2 separate regions of the Mus musculus genome follow, and region 1 is linked to region 2. Evidence: chromatin loops called from intact Hi-C (ENCODE). Cell type or tissue: heart. All regions are shown on one strand. Links, peaks and the distances in the headings refer to the core of each region. The heading gives the core; the rest is flanking DNA. Region 1 holds the start of Phldb1 (pleckstrin homology like domain, family B, member 1). Region 2 holds the start of Ddx6 (DEAD (Asp-Glu-Ala-Asp) box polypeptide 6).

Evidence for each region. A loop is a pair of places that touch in the nucleus more often than their neighbours do. Peaks named below come from ENCODE experiments on the same cell type or tissue, not always from the same donor. Only the 100,000 strongest peaks of a DNase experiment are listed, where the experiment ranks them.
Region 1: a loop joins it to region 2, with 2.3 times the contacts of the local background. A loop is called at or near these places in 1 of 42 quality-filtered maps.

The regions. Positions count from the first base shown.
Region 1 is chr9:44,731,197-44,739,344 of GRCm38, reverse strand. It overlaps Phldb1 (pleckstrin homology like domain, family B, member 1), which reads left to right and starts at 4,147. Exons shown (of 22, transcript NM_153537.4): 1 at 4,147-4,220. Gm24166 (a small nucleolar RNA gene) reads left to right here and starts at 2,398; the gene lies at 2,398-2,532. In heart, for the core only: a CTCF peak has its summit at 4,411; DNase peaks (open chromatin) are centred at 3,284, 4,074, 4,954 and 6,274; H3K4me3 peaks cover 3,052 bases; H3K27ac peaks cover 2,880 bases.
Region 2 is chr9:44,601,103-44,609,250 of GRCm38, reverse strand. Ddx6 (DEAD (Asp-Glu-Ala-Asp) box polypeptide 6) reads right to left here and starts at 4,359. Exons shown (of 14, transcript NM_181324.3): 1 at 4,299-4,359; 2 at 1,659-2,128. The coding sequence starts at 1,858. In heart, for the core only: no CTCF peak of the experiment used is centred there; DNase peaks (open chromatin) are centred at 3,950, 4,290, 4,810 and 5,600; H3K4me3 peaks cover 3,970 bases; H3K27ac peaks cover 3,298 bases.

The DNA of each region.
Region 1 (8,148 bases), core at 2,732-6,731, 130 kb before region 2:
CTTTTAACTCACATGATTTTTGAGTTCGATCTTTATAGATGACAAGTTGTGTTGTAATATCAAATCGTTGAAAATACCTTAAACATCCTAGTCCAGCTCTGGGAAACACCTGGGTGTCCCCTGTTTGACCAGGTGTATTAACAAACCAGAACAGGATCTCAAAATAGTTTGCCCTGCAAATCCAAGGCAACGAGAGAAGCAGAACTGATTTTATTTCCCAAATAAGGGTGTATGCAGTGCTGGGGATGGTATTCAACACTGCATACCAAACAGCACGCAGCCACACTCTACATGTGCTACACTCTCTGTCCTCAGTGCTTGCTCTCAGGCAGGAGCTGAGCCACAGAGGTGACCAGTCTTCAGTCCTGGCCAAATTTCCCACACAGTTTGATTGTATTAGATTTGCATCACAAGTGTGGACTGTGCAAATTTTGTAAGACCAACTGATAAAATAGTGGCTTACCTCAGTTAAGGTAAACTTTGAGCCCTCTTTTCACCAAACTGGATGGAGTGATCACTGATGCCACCACACCTACACCAATGGTGGCATTTAGGACCCAAAGGAGTCACAGAGGTGTATGACACAACTTTTCCTAGGGAGACACAACACACAGGTCTACTTACTCCAGAAAGGGAACCCACAACAGACCAAAGTAAAGCTATCACCTGTCTTAGGGTTTCCGTTGCTGTGAGGAGACACCGTAACCAAGCAACTCTTTTTTTTTTTTTTAATTATTTATTTTATTTATTTATTACATGTAAGTACACTGTAGTCTTCAGACGCACCAGAAGAGGGCGTCAGATCTCATTATGGGTGGTTGTGAGCCACCATGTGGTTGCTGGGATTTGAACTTCAGACCTTCGGAAGAGCAGTCGGTGCTCTTAACCACTGAGCCATCTCACCAGCCCACCAAGCAACTCTTATTAAGGACATTTAACTGGAGCTGGTTCACAGGTTCAGAGGTCCATTAATCAAGATGGCAGAAAACACCGTAGCATCCAGGCAGACAGTGCTGGAGAAGGAGCCAAGAATTATACATCTTGATCCAAATCAGTCAGGACAAAACTGACTTCCAGGCTGCTAGGAGGAAGGTATCTAAGCCCACCCCCCACAGTGACACACTTCCAACAAGGCCACACCCTCCTAATAGTGCCTCTCTCTGGGGCAACCACCACACCACCAAAGTCCAGTTTAGTTAACCAATGAGTTTTACTGGGGTTACTTTATTTTATTTTTGTAGTTACTTTTGGGTGATAGGTTAATTACAGGAGTAGAAATGACTCAAAGATGGATGTATCACAAGGCCACCCCAGCTTGAGAGCTCACTGAGCTGGGAACTCGTAGCCCAATACTGAGCATGCATGCTGCTCAGCAGGCTGGAGAGCAGCTTTTCTAAATGATTCGGTTGGCTTAAACCTCTTCCAGGCAGCTGTTGTGGTCTGGTTTGAAGCTCAGCCTGTCTGAGATGCACTCTTGGCTTTTTTATTCCTTACTCTGGCAGGGAGGGACCTAGAGAATCTGGTCAGTTTCAGGGACTTCCTGGAGCTATTTTGAGTTGTTTACCTTCCTTAAGGAACTTCCCTGCAGGAAAGAATGTTTCAATCTTGAGGAAACTATTACACAACCAGAGGGATCCTTTCTGGGAGAGGGAGTAGACTACAGCGGCTGCTGGCCAAATGAGTACCGTTCACCCTCTTCTGGAGCCAGAGGGAGCACAATTTGAGAAGAGGGACCAAATGGGAGGTGTGCCAAGGGAAAGGCAGGAGGAGTGTGGAAACCCACTCTTGACAGCCACAGCTAAGTGCAGAAGGCTTTGAAGAACTCACCCTTCTTTCCACACCCAGCCTCTGCCCTCTCCCCCTGCTTCCATTTCGGAAAGTCTGAAGCTTGCTTGGAAAGCTGGTTGGTCTCTGCTTTCTTCTCTTCCTCCCACTTTGCGCTCGGAGCCGAGCTCCCAGCTGCTCGACCTCTTGCATAACTGTGAGAGAGCACTGGGCTTCTTGATGGGCTCCAGATGTGGAGTGGGATGAGGGTGGAGGGGTGGGGGCAGAAGGTCTTTAGTCCCCTGAGTGCTCTAACTGTGGGAACACAGAGGCTGGACACAGCAGGAGATAGGACAAATTTCATAGAGCCTTGATCATAGTGTCAGCTGGACAGTGAGACACTGAGAAAAAATTAGGTGCTATTTTAGAGCCCCCTGCCTCAGCGTCGTCACCTGCCTCTGGCGGGTTTAATGATTGCCTGACCAAGTTAGTCAGCAGCCACCCGAGGTTAAGAAAAAGATGGAAGAATTTGAGATCCCCCTAATCAGAACCCCTCTCCAAATGCTAAATTTGCAACAAGATGATTTTGTTTTGCTTTCTCTTTTTGTTCAAAAAACCAAAAACAAAAACAAAATGGCCCTGAATCAAGGCTGCAGTTTACTGAAGCTGTTGGTTTCAAGCAGGAGCCTAAAGAAATATCTTTCTGTGGTCTGTTGGCCATTGCAGAAATTGTAAGTCTTATGGTCAATTCATTAGAAAGAAACATCTGGAAGAAAAAAGAAAAAAAAAAAAACCAAAAAACCACCACCAACAACAACACACTAGAGCAGCATGAAAAATACTGTTGTGATTGACATATGCCTCAGGAAGGTTGGCCAGAGCTGAAATTGTTCCTTGAGCCTCAAATGATACGAAGAGAGGTAAAAAGAAGCTGCTTATATCTTGGGACTTTCTGGTGACCACAGTGCACTTGTCACCTCTGTTAGCTAGAGGAGGTGGCAGGTAGGACTCCTTCTCCTCCTCCCTCTTGTTCATTGCTCCACAGTCTCAGGTTTAATCGCCAGCTGTGGATGCCCCCTACTAATGCTAGTTCTGTCAATGAGTGACCAAATTCCTGCAGTTCAGTCTCCTGCCATTCCTGAGAGAGAGAGAGAGAGAGAGAGAGAGAGAGAGAGAGAGAGAACACAGAACAAAAGCCACTGGAACAGAACTGGGTTTGTCCATTCCAAAGAGGACTTTCATTTTAAATTTTCTCCAACCCATCCCATCTGGACCTTAAGCCAGACTTGGGGGCTTCCTGCTTGTTCCTTCACTGAGGAAAAGCCTCTGCCAATCCTTTAGTGCAGGTTAAAGAGGCCCAGTCTAGTCTGAGTTCAGCTCCCATGAGGCCTCCCAGCCGTCTCCTGGGGCAAGAGCAGGCTTTGCAAGGTGCGGCTACACTGTCAGCTTGGATTTCGGGGTGCGGGTTGGACTGCTGAATGACTTCGCCAGGCTGGGCTTATAGACTGCCCCCCTCCCTCTTTTCTTCCTCAAACTCCCACTCTTCAGCCAACCTGGTGTCTTTCTACCCTGCCTCCAGCTCCAGCTGCAACCCAACAATTCTTTAGTGGAGGTGAATGGACAGAGGCAAAAAGGCCGGCTCCATTCAGCTTTCCTGGGTCCTGTGGTTTGCACCACACTTTTTTGTTTGTTTTTGTTTTTTGAGACAGGGTTTCTCTTGTGTAGCCCTGGCTGTCCTTGAACTCATTCTGAGACCAGTCTGGTCTCGAACTCACAGAGATCCACCTGCCTCTGCCTCCCGAGTGCTGGGAAAAAGACCACCATCATTTGGCTTACAGCACACTTTCAACGGACCTTGCCTTCACGTTCATTTCTGAAGCATGGTGTGCAATTATTAAATCGACAACTCTCTATGGTGGGGCTTGGAACAGCAAAGGGTAGGGGCTGACCTGGGTGCCCTCAGTTGATGTTCTGAAAGGAAATTGAGCATCTGTGGTAGGGCTGCGCTAGGACTCATGGGGAGTCAGGGGACGATTCAGGCATCTTGGGTAGGCGGAGGTAAATAAAGAAGTGCTTCGAGGCCCAGAGTGGAGGGTGGTCTAGGAGGGTCGGAAGGGGAGGGTGAGAGGAGAGTTTGCACGGTGGTGGCCCTGGTGGTGGTGGTGGAAAGCCCAGCTGTACAGATGAACAAAGCGGGCGCTGTGCAAGCGGGGGAGGTGCTGCTGTGGGAAAAGCTGGGTGGGGGCCTTGGGCTCCAGCACCACAAGGGCGTCTTCTCTAGCTGGCCAGGCGGACAGGACGGGATGGGGGCGGGGACTCAGGGAAGCGGGGCGGGACAGTCTCCCTCTCCTCCTACTCAGCTGGCTCCAGGGGAAAAGCAACAGAGTCTTCGCCAGCCTGAGGCCGCCGCGGCCCACTTGGGCAAAGGGGCCGGTGTCCCCCCAACTCCCCACAAGGTAAGCGTGCCCCTCCCACTATGCCTCGGGGTTCCATTCGCCGTCTGGCTGAGTCTACAGAAGGGAAAGTCCCCGGGACCAGACGAGACCAGTCTGGCCCAGCGAACTGGGTAGAAAGGTGCGGAAAAAGGGGGCCATGCCAGGTGAGTGCGTTGGCGGAAGGGGCTTTGTGGGCCGCCCTCGGCGAACTGCTTGCTCTTGCCCTCCTGAGTCGTTGCCAGCGCCACCGCCAGAGGGGGCCCTGGTATTAAGTGGAGGAATTCCCCCCCCCCAAGTCTTGCGGGATCTAGATCCTCCTGTGGGCACCCCGATGGCCAGTATCCCACACTTGCAGTCTCGGGTTGGGTACGCGCGCGGGACCTTGTCTACAGCATCGCACATGGTTCCTCTCCACATCAGCAGGACCACAGGAAGGGGGATCCCCTAGGCGTCTCCGCTCTTGTCCTCGTTCCAGCTGCCTGGATGGACTCAAAAAGATGTGGAGTTCAACTCTGAGGCGTGGGAGGGAGTCAGGGAGGGATCCTGGGGTTTCCATGTCTAGGGTCTCCTGGGCACTTTTCCAGGACCCCCGTTATCTATGAGGGTCCCCGGCGACCTGGGATGACTGAGCCGTTGGCTCCCGCTCCGCCTCCGCGGTCTGGATCCAAAAACAGCGCGGAGTTCCCCAGCCGAGGTCGAGCGCCGTCATCGGACTCCCCCGGGATGGGGAAGCGAGGGTAGGCGGCTGGGTGGGGTCGTGGGGCGCGGGGTTGCCCTGGCGCCGCGGACGCTTCCGCCCAGGCCAGCGCAGCGGGGATTTGGCTCGCGACTGCGCGGCCCGGCGGGGGACCCAGTGAGCCGGGGTGGGGCTGCATTCTGGGCCCGTTAGCTCAGCGGTCCCGGAGGCTCCCGGAGACTGACTCATCGCACTTCGGGCTCACTCCACAGCGGTCACACAAACAGAACTGGCCACTAACACGGGCGTCCGCACAGCTCCCACGCACAGCATCCCACGCCTCACCTCCGCGCACCCGCAAGACACGTCACACCGACAGTCCAGTGTCACCCCACGGGTGCACACGTGAATCCTCACATGGGCCTCGACTTCACACACTTAGTCCGCTTCACACCACGCACTCCACGCGCTGGGAAGGGTCGCCCGGGAAGACTGCTCCACTCACGCAACCTCCCCGCACGCACGCACCTCCCTCCACATGCCAGCCCCCTTCCTGCAGCTGCGAGGCCGCCCCCTTTCCCTGCTGTGCAAACAAGCGACTTTTTCTCTCTCTGCCCTGCTGAAGAAAGGCCGCTTGTCCCCGGGGCCGGACGGGCGGGGCTGCCGCAGCAGGCGACCCAACACTGCTGCCTTGTCCCACCCGGTGGCCTGGGGAGGGCCGAGCCTCTGCTGTGGGGAGATCCACGAACCCTGCGGGTTTCCGAGAAGTGCACCTTTCCAGCGTCGCTCCCCAATACTCCTCCACCCCAACTACTCTTCCCAGCTCTGTCTACTCTGTCCCCAGACTGTGCAAGACTCTGTTCTCCCGCTGCTGGGGATTCCTCTTTTCCTAGCTGCCCTCCGGTTCCGTTCCCCGCTCCAAGGTGCTCTGAAGCGCCTGGTTTATCCTCTCCTATTTGGGGAATGTATGCTAAGTCTGCCCCCTCCCTCCCCATCACCACCACTCATGCTTCTTAGGGTTCCCTGGCCTTCCCTACAGTCTATTTTCCTAGTTCACTATCTCATCCCCAAAACTGCTGTTATTTTTTGAGACAAGGTCTCATGAAGCTCAGGCCGAGGCTGGCCTTGAGTGTCTGATATCCTGTCGCCACATCCGGAGTACAGGGAATTAGGTTTACAGGCATGTACCACCACACCCAGGCTCTCCTCACCAGCTTTCAGTATTTTCTCCTGACTTCACACTCTATTATCCCTGCACCTCGTCCTTTCTACAAACCCCCCTTTCTCTCTGCCTATTTTTATTTCTAATTTCTTCTCTACACGCCTGGCTTTGGACACTCCCCCTGCCTCTCCTGGGCATTCTGCCCGCCCGGCCTCAGTTTCCTTCCCGTCCTGACTCCTTCCTCTGCCGGTGGCCCTTCCTCGAGGGCGTATGTGAGCAGGGAAGACGAAAGAAAGTCATTGTGACCAGAAAGGCCTTGGCCTACTGCTCTGCATTGCCCCTCTAGAGCCACCATTTGACTCCTGTGAGACCCAGGTGAGGGAGGGGGACCTGGCATTTTGCTCCAAGGCTGGCTTTGGACCTTTCATCTTGGGCCCCTTGGGATCCCAAGGACTTTCTTCAGTGCTCACTGGTGTCAGGGCTGGTTGGCTCTTCCCAGAACTCCCTTCACCTTTGTTCAGGTGTTAAGACCCGGAGACAGGTGGTGTTGGCTGTTAGCACATTGGGGATGGGGCTAGGGTTACCTGTGTCAGACCCCAGTCCTTATGCTCTAGTGTATCTTTCCCTATGTTGATAATACAGGCACAGCCAGGCCCTTGCTACCTGACTAGCTGGCTAGGAGGTGCTTAGCTTTCTGCATCTGGGTGCAAGAGGGTTACAGAGAGGGCTAGGCCTGCTCTTCAGCAGTGGAAGCCACACCACAAGGCTTTTTTTTTGGCAACTGGGCATAGCTGAGTGGGTAATTAAAGCCCTGGATATAGATAGCCACTCAATGGGACCATAGCAAGCCAGCCAGTGGAGGGCGTCAGGGGACAGCACAGCTTCTCCAAGGGACATGGGATTAGGGTCAGAGAAGAGGCCACCTAGGCCACGGTGAGATCCCTCTATCAAAGCACCATCTGAGCCCAGGTCAGGTTGGTCTGGTGTCTTTTTCCTCTGCTGTGGGTTAGGTTTCTGAGCTGAGGCCATAGCCTCGTACCTTCCAATTGCTGTGCGGTTTCTTATCTTCTCTTTACACCTCTCTCCTTATCTCCACCTCTCATTTCACCTCCTTATTCCTGTCTAGCCTCTCCTTGAGTCACTCTTATTTCCTCGCTAACCTAATTTCTTTACAACCTTTATCTCCACTTGAATTTATTCTCTGTAAATAAGTAAGGGCTTCGCAGGTGACAGTGACAGTATGGCAGATAGGGAAACTGAGGCATAGACCCAAATGCCATCCACAGCTAATCATAGCTGCTGTTTTGAGATTGCTTTGTGGCTCATGGAATGTGATTTAGTGTCCTTCCCAGATCTTCAGATACACTTGAATTTAAAAATTTTTATTTGTATTTTATCTGTATGGTGTTTTGCCTGCATGTATGTTTGTGCATCCTGTATGTGTCTGGAGCCCAGTGAGTCCAGAAAAGGGTGAGGAATCCTTGAAACAGGAGTTACAAATGATTGTGAGCCACCGTGTGGATGCTGGGAACAGAATTCCTGTCTTTTGGAAGAGCAACAAGTGCTCTTGATGGAGAGTGACTTCTCCAAATCCTAGTCTCTCTTCACAGATTCTTTCTCTCTTTCTTTCTTTCTTTCTTTCTTTCTTTCTTTCTTTCTTTCTTTCTTTCTTCCTTCCTTCCTTCCTTCCTTCCTTCCTTCCTTTCTTTCTTTTTAAAAAGAATTATTTATTGTTATACGTAAGTACACTGTACTGTCTTCAGACACACCAGAAGAGGGTGTCAGATTTCTTTACGGATGGTTGTGAGCCACCACGTGGTTGCTGGGATTTGAACTCAGGACCTTCGGACCGTCGGAAGAGCAGTCAGTACTCTTTTTTTTTTTTTTTTTTTTTTTTTTTTTTCGAGACAGGGTTTTTCTGTATAGCCCTGGCTGTCCTGGAACTCACTCTGTAGACCAGGCTGGCCTCGAACTCAGAAATCCGCCTGCCTCTGCCTCCCAAGTGCTGGGATTAAAGGTGTGCACCACCACTGCTCAGTCTTTTCACAGACCGAGAATTAATCTGTATAGCATTAATCTGTATGGCATAAAATCAACCCAAATTAACTGTG
Region 2 (8,148 bases), core at 2,363-6,362:
AAATCTCACCACCTGAGAGGTCTCGAGATAAATGGATCACAAGTTTAAGGCCAGTTTGGGTCACACAGCTCAAGGCTAAGCTGAACTTCTTCATAGCAAGACCTTATCTCAAAAACAAACAAAATGAACAAGTAAAACACCCAAATACAATAAGATGACAGCTCTAGAATTTTAAGTCTAACATATTTAAGACTTCCTCAAATAAAAAACCACATTCCCAAGAATTCAAAATTCTAAATTTCTATGATTTTGTATATATCCTCAGAGGAGAAACATTTTCTTGGCAGAAGGACTGGGCTGACATAATGCCTTACTATGTAAAACATTCTAGGCCTTATACACACTGTATAACTCCAGGCAATCTTCCAATCCTAGTCACCACACCTGGCTGAAAAGTCAATTCTATAAACAAAACAAGGTATGGGTGAAGTGTGAGTGAGTATCCTTGGAGCTCAGAAGGCTTGTTAAGTGGGTATAGTGAGTGGTATATACCTATATTCTAGTACTCAAAAGTCTGAGACCATTCTTAGCCACAAAGAAGTTCAAAGCCAGCCTGCTTTACACACCTAGTTCCAGGCCAGCAGCCAGGGTTACAAAATGAGCCCCTAAGGCACACCTTTAGTCCAACACCAGGGAGTCCAATCTCTGTGAGTTCAAGGCCAGCCTGGTATACAGAGGACTACACAGAGAAGCCCTGAAACCCTGTCTCAAAAAACAAAAAAACAAAAAAAAAAAAAAAAAAAAAAAAAAAAAAGAAAAAAAAAAAAAAAGAGCCTCTGTCTGTCTTGGGGTAGAAGGAAATAAAGTTCAGACAGGGTTTCTCTGTGTAGCCTTGGCTGTCCTGGATCCACCTGCCTCTGCCTCCCTGAGACTGGAAACCAGGGCACGCACCACCACAGCCTGGAGAGCCTGTCTTAACGTTTGAATCTTTACACTTTCCTTTACAGGGAAGGCTGGAGAAATGGTTTATTGGTTAAGAACGCTGGCCCAGGTTCAATTCCCAGCACCCACTAAAAGACTCCCCATCATTTATAACATAAGCTCAGTGGCTTCAACAAACTCTTCTGGCCTTTATGAACACCAGACATGCATATAGTAAAGAAACACACATACAGGTGAAATGTCCAGACACATAAAACCTTTAAAAAAATTTTAAGTAAAATTTCTTTTTCAAAATTTCAAGTGATCCTTAACTGTTGTGAAAACCAGGGTAAGTTGCAGTGGTAACACTAGAAGCAAAAAACAAACAAACAAACAAACGTGTCGGAGGTGGTGGCTCACAGGTGTAACCTTAGTACTTTGTAGATTTAAACAGGAAGATTGCCACAGGTTCCAGGTCAGCTTTGGCTACCAAGTAAGCCTGCTCAAAAGCAAACAGAATGGGATAATTTTATTCGCAGAACCTGGTATTACCTTCTACACTGAACTAACACCAGCACATTTATTTCTTAACACACTAATTTATAGACGTCTATGTTCCTTATTTGCTGGGTCGATTACAATGGCAGGTCACACACTACTTGATTACAAATACCTACTGGGCCATGACAAAATGATCTATCCTCCAACTGCAATCAAAACAGTTAATGTAAGGCATAAAGTAGTCAACAACAGAAATAACCAGAAACTGCGGGTCCCCAAGGTCTTCTTCCACTTACTTAATAGTGGCGGCCATGCTCTGGGCTTGCTGTGGAGTGCCATTATTGATTGTGCTGGTGTTCTTCAACTGGTTCAGCTGTGGCTGTGGCTGTGTGCCCCCTCCTCCAGGGCCAGCACTGGCCTTCACAGGGCCCCTCAGCTGGCCGTTCTGACTGGACAGACCCATGATAACAGGGTTCTCTGTTCTGGCCGTGCTCATGCTTTGTTAGCTGCACAGGTGTCTCTTCCAAACTTCAAACTTTTCAAAGTCAGTAGAGAAACTGTAATAACAGTTTATGAGGCTCTCCAAAATGAAGAGATAAATAAGTCCTGCTCAATAATATGAGTCCTTTATTGCAGTTCAGGCAAGCACCTGTAAGTCTCTCAACGGTGAGCAGCAGTAGTTAACTTGCTTTCATGCACCGAATCAACTTTTTTTTTTAAAGCCCTCTAACAAGCTTGAATTATATCTGAATTCACTCACTTCAATCTGAAACAAAGAAAAAATTAAATTAGCAGACAACAAAGTTGGGGGAAAATTGTTCCCTTTTAAAGAGCTCCTTTAGAATGCTCACCTTCTAGAGAACCACTAACAGCCACACTCAGGCCAAATCACTACTTGAGATAAGAAAGACACATCGAAGAACTGCCTTAAAAAACCCAATCTACAAAAAAAAAAAAAAAAAAAAAAAAAAATCTAACCTCAAACATTTAAAATTCCAAGATCAAAGAAACTTAGAGAAAGTGAGGCAGAAAGATACTATTGATAAAATTCAAATTCACTCTCAAATAACAATCTGTTCTCCAATCGCCCCTGATGAATTCGAAGTCCTGCCACCTTTAAAAGTCATTACGTTTAATTGCATTAAGACTTGAAATATCACTCAATTTACTTAATGTACATCTAGATTTGACCAAGACAAGTTATTAACTTTTTTTCTATTTCTGACAGAAACCAAAAACCTTAAAACGAGAAGACTTTTCAAAAAAAAAGTTGAAAGCTGTTAGTGCTGCCTTTTAATACAACACTTTTCAAAATAAAGTTCAAAGGTGGGGGCGGGGAGTCCTGTAGTTAAGGGGGAAAGAAATACCAGAGAGTTAAACTTACAGGTTTAATAAAATTCTCCCAAATCACCTAGAATACAGCGTCTAATTAACAGTTATTTTAAGAAAGAGTTGGTCAACCTCCTCTACTTTAAATTGTTCCCCAAATGGAATTCTCAAAATTTGGTAAATAAAATATTACTAAGGACTTGTAAGTATAAGTCCAACTCCTTCAGTTTTATTTTGTAACCCCCTTACATTTCACTGGCACCCGAAACACTAGCTTAATTAGTACTGGTTATCTTTGCCTCAAACCAAGTATCCCAAATCCATAATTTAGAAGTCAAAAGATATCTCAAGTTAAATACATCAACTTGCTCACAAATGCTTCTATCACATTAAATTGTTTATTTGTTATCTCAATAGGTATTTTCTGTATTGACAGCATACGATCAACAGTATCAGGTCCGTCAAACAGGAAGGCTTACTGTTTGTACAGCACTAAGAGGATGAAGGGGGCAACCTCTGAATCCTAACCGACACCATCAGTACTGTCAATCAAGCACAGTAAAACCTCCTAGCGCCTTAAACCCAGAGACTTCGATAACTGCTCCCTCCAGAAACGGATACCTGCACTGCAGCTTTATGGCTCAGTGGGAAATTTTTCGTCCTACCCCTTCCCAATTTAGATTTGCAAGTTATATTCCTAAAACAAAACCACGAAGGAACATAAGACTTAGTTGGGAGGAGCCCCTGGCAGAGTTAATTACAGCAGGGCCCAGACCGTGGTTAGCAATTGACAGTTTTCACACCTAAAACAGTCCCATAAGCTCCAACAAGGGCTTTTGTTTGCAAATACAGGGCGATTTCTATACGCCTCAACAGGAAGTAGGAGTGATTGGGGTTCTTACGAAGGTAAAGGGGGGCTATGGCGAAGGGAAAACCCTAAGCCAAGAATCGGAGTCCGGTAACCGTAAGGCAATAATTCCTCGCCCCCTCCCCCAACTTCCCTCGCTTCAAACCCAGCTCCCTCGGATCAAAAAGCAAAAGGGTTTCTGCCCTGCAATCCTATCTGCGCCACAAGAGCCGGAACCAGCTCTGCGAGTGGGAAACAATAGGGACTCCCCCCCCTCAGAAGGCCCGGAAGAGAACCCCGAAACTGGACCGCCTCTCCTCCCCTCTTACGCCGCCGAGTCTCCCCCAAACCCTCTGTCCCCACCAACCTGCAAGGCCTACTTGCAAGCGAGCAGCCGCGGCTCCTCTCCCAGCCGAGTCCCCGGCCAGCACAGCCCTGCCACCCCCCGCAGGGCTGCCCTGCCTCGCACTCCCAACCTCACTCGGGTGTCCCGGCCGGTGTTCCGTCCCCGCTCCCGTCTACCGCACCGCTCGTCCAGAGCTCCCCGCCGCTCCTCCTCCATACCCCGCACACGCCACATTCCTCGGTTCCACTCCTCTCCGCCGCCCCCGCTCTTCTCAGCGGCCACCCGCCCGTCCTCCCGGGCCAGGCCTGGGCCTCGGGCTTCTGCCCGAAGGGGGCTCCCTGATACCCTCAGGATCCTGCCGACCCCGACCACGCCGCCTCACCCCACGCCCCGCGGCTCGGGCCCGAGTCCTACCACCGAGGCCACTCCCGCTCCGCACCCTCGGTCCTTTATTGTTGACTCGAAGCTCCCAAAATGGCGGCGGCTCCTTCCTCCTCGGAAACCTCCGCCCGCCCCCACCCGGCCCCTCGCCGCGACGCCCGCCGCCCCGCCCCGCCCCCGCCGCGACGCTCGCTGCCCGCGCAGCTCGCCGCCGCCGCCGCCGCCGCCACCCCGCACTACCTCGGCCGGCGCCCGCTGTGCCGGCGCCCCCGATGTCGCCGCCGCCGGGCTGAGCTGACTCTGCTGCTCTGCCCCCTCCCTCGCCCGCCGCCGTCGCCTCCCTCCCTCCTTCCCAGCCGCTCCGCATGGCGGCGGCCGCGGCTCCTCCTCCTCCACACAAGATGGCGAGAGCTCGGCCGCTGCAGCTGCAGCCGCCGCGGCGTCACGGCTTCCTGGGCGCGGCGGGCGAGGGTCGGGAGAGACCGGCCTTTGACGGGGCCGAGCTCAGGGAAACACGGGGTTGCTTTCGGGACGGAGGGACGGACGGATGGACGGACGGGCGAGAGGGCTTGCCTGCAGAGCTGACGAGACCGCTGGGGAAATGAATGGCGGTGGCCGAGGACTGTCGCCCTTGCCTTCGTTCGTCCCTTCGGAGCTGGGCTGACGGGTCCCGGGCCGGAGGGGACGTCTGCTGACTGCTGACCTCGGACACACTCGGAGGGCAGCCTGCGCGGGTCCGGAAGCTGAGCTGGGATGGCCGGGAGGACGCTGCGAGGCCAGGGCGTGCAGAAAAGTGGGGCCTTTGGGGCCGATGCTGTCTGAGAGGGAGCGGGAAGGGGCACCGGGGGAAGCAGTGAGCCGGGAGCGCGCCCTCGGTCGTGGGCTATCAAACCCGGAGTGCAGGCGAGGTGACCCTTTGCTCCTGCCCGCAGTGGCACTCTTCTAGAAAGAAGGGCGGATCGCCTCTACCAGTGAGGGCTCGCTGTGCAAATGGGAGACCCGTAGATTCTCCTGCCTGACCCTTACTGCAGATATTTGTGCGTTTGTTTCTATGATTCTCGGATCCTGATGTCTTATCCTTAACCTAGAAAGTCGTCTTGTTCCAAGCAAAACAAACTTTTTTGTTTGTTAAGTAAAAATCGAGCTGGGCCGGAGAAAGTTAAAAACTCGCGTCTTACGCTGCTGGAGGGCTGGAAATACTGACAGTGGTTAAACCCTTTGGGACAGTGCGATTCCTTACTAAACACCGACGTTAGGGAATCCTGGACAGTCAGTACTTAGTCACTGACTTGCAGCTTCCATATTTTTACCGCTGCTTCCAACTTGAGACCAATCAGAGAAAGCCAAATATGCTCTCTAAACCAATGACTCCCTGCTTCCAGCCCTCCTGCTTCTTAGCTAGCAACATCCAATCAGAATAAGTCTGAAGCCCCCCCCCCCCTTTTAAACCGCTGCGCTCTCCTGTTTTTTGTTTTTTGTTTTTTACTTGAGAGCCCAAGTCTACCAAACTCCAGTGCATGCTTGCCATAGCAAGCACAGAGTAGAATAATAGCCAGTTGTCATTTGTGCCACCACACCCAGCACTCTTAATGTATTATGATGATGGTGATGCTTTTTGCAATTCTGAGTTTAAAGCATTTTTATCTCCCACCCAGATTTTAAAATAGCTACTCCTGCAAGGGAATAGGCCCATACCTTGTGTTCACTCTGGAGAGAAGCTAAGTGATCTCTTAGGAAAAGCTATGAGGCTTTGTTTGCCCCTTTTGCTTGCTTGGTTGGTTTTAAGACAATTTCTCTGTGTAGCTCTGGCTGTCCTGGAACTCACTCTGTATAGTCCAGGCTGTCCTCGAGCTCATAGGGACACCTGCCTCTGCCTCCTAAGTGCATTCGCCACCAACCCCTGACCTAAAAATTGTTTTTATTTCTCTTAAAGTTTATTTTATTTGATGTGTATGGGGACCTGTATATCTGTTTACCATGTGTGCCTGGGAACTGAGGAGGCCGGAAGGGGTCCTCTGATCCCTTGGAGCTGGAGTAACATGATTGTGAGCTACCATGTAGGTGCTGGAAATGAACCATGCTGTTCGCAAGTGCAGCCTGTGGGGGTTTTTTTGTTTTGGTTTGGTTTTGGTTTTGGTTTTTTGGTTTTTCGAGACAGGGTTTCTCTGTATAGCCCTGGCTGTCCTGGAACTCACTTTGTAGACCAGGCTGGCCTCGAACTCAGAAATCCTGCCTCTGCCTCCCAAGTGCTGGAATTAAAGGTGTGTGCCACCACCACCCGGCCTCAGTTATTTATTTTTTTTAAAGATTTATTATATATATAATAATCTTTTATAAAGATTTATTATATATATGAGTACACTGTAGCTGTCTTCAGACACACAAGAAGAGGGCATCAGATCCCATTACAGATGGTTGTGAGCCACCATGTGGTTGCTGGGAATTGAACTCAGGACCTCTGGAAGAGCAGTCAGTGCTCTTAACCGATGAGCCATCTCTCCAGCCCCCCCCCCTCCCCCGCAGTTCTTAACTGCTTGGCCATCTCTCCAACTCACGTTTCTCCCTCCCTCTGTCACTCTTTCCCTTTCTACTTGTTTCTTTCTCCTTCCTTCCTTTCTGCGTTTTGTTTTGTTATGTTTCCAGACAGAGTTTCTCTGTTGCCCTGGCTGTCCTGAACTCACTCTGCAGACCAGGCTAGCCTCAAACTCACAGAGATTCACCTGCCTCTACCTCTTGCTGCTGGGATTAAAGATGTCTCCGACTCCATGTGGCCAGACTTTTTTTTTTTTTTTAATGTGGGTTCAGTTTTATGACACATTTTTTTCTCCCTAATTCAAATAGATTAGCACTAAGCTAAATCTCTTGCCCTGATTCTTCACCTCCCCCCCCCCATTCTTATTTTAAGGTGAATTGTAATTATTAATCTCCATAAAAATACTTTTTTGGACCAGGCTTCTGTTGCCCAAGTGCCCTTAATCCCAGCACTTGGGAGATAGTCAGGTGAATCTTTGTGAGTTTGAGGCCAGCCTGGCCTACATAGTCCCAGGCCAGCTAGGGGTACACAATGAGGCCATGTATTTTTTTAAAGGGGGGGGGGGGGGACTGAGGAAATTGTTTAGTGTTTAAGGGTACTGGTTGTTCTTCCAGAGGTCCTAAATTCAATCCCCAACACCCACAGAGTCGCTCACAAGCATCTCTAATGGGATTCCCGCTTCTGGCGTGCAGGTGCACATGCTGATAGAACACATACATAACGTAAATAAATACATCTCAAACAAGATATTTTTTTAAAAAGTGGAGGTTTCCCAGTGGGTAAAATGTTTGCAGCTAAGCCTCAGGACCAGAACTTAATCCTACAAATTGTCCTCAGCCTCACCCCTCTGCCCACACACACAATTAAATGTGATTTAAAAAAAATGCAGATGAGAGATAGTCTTGAGAGATGGCTCAGAGGTTAGAAACTAGTCTTGCAGTGGACCTCAGTTCGATTCCTAGCACCCATATGGCAGCTTACAACTGACTCTAACACAAAGTTCCAGTAATCTGACCCTCTTCTGGATCAGGCACACACACCATGTGCGTACATATAAGTGCAAAACAACTATATACGTAGAAAAGGTAAAAGTAAAAATGAGTTGTTTTCTAGTACACATAGTATCTTTACATTTATAAAATTATGCTTTTTCAGGAAAAAGATACAGAAATCTACCTCCAGAGTAAACAAACTGAAAAGTCCTTTCTCAATAGGACAAAGAAGATTGGAAATAGGTGAGACATACTTCCGGAGACAGCCAGATATACCTTGCAGTTTTATTCGCTATGACAGGTGATGTCCCCTCACCACAGCTCAGCTTGCCAGGTGTCTCTGGGCCTCATCAGTCAC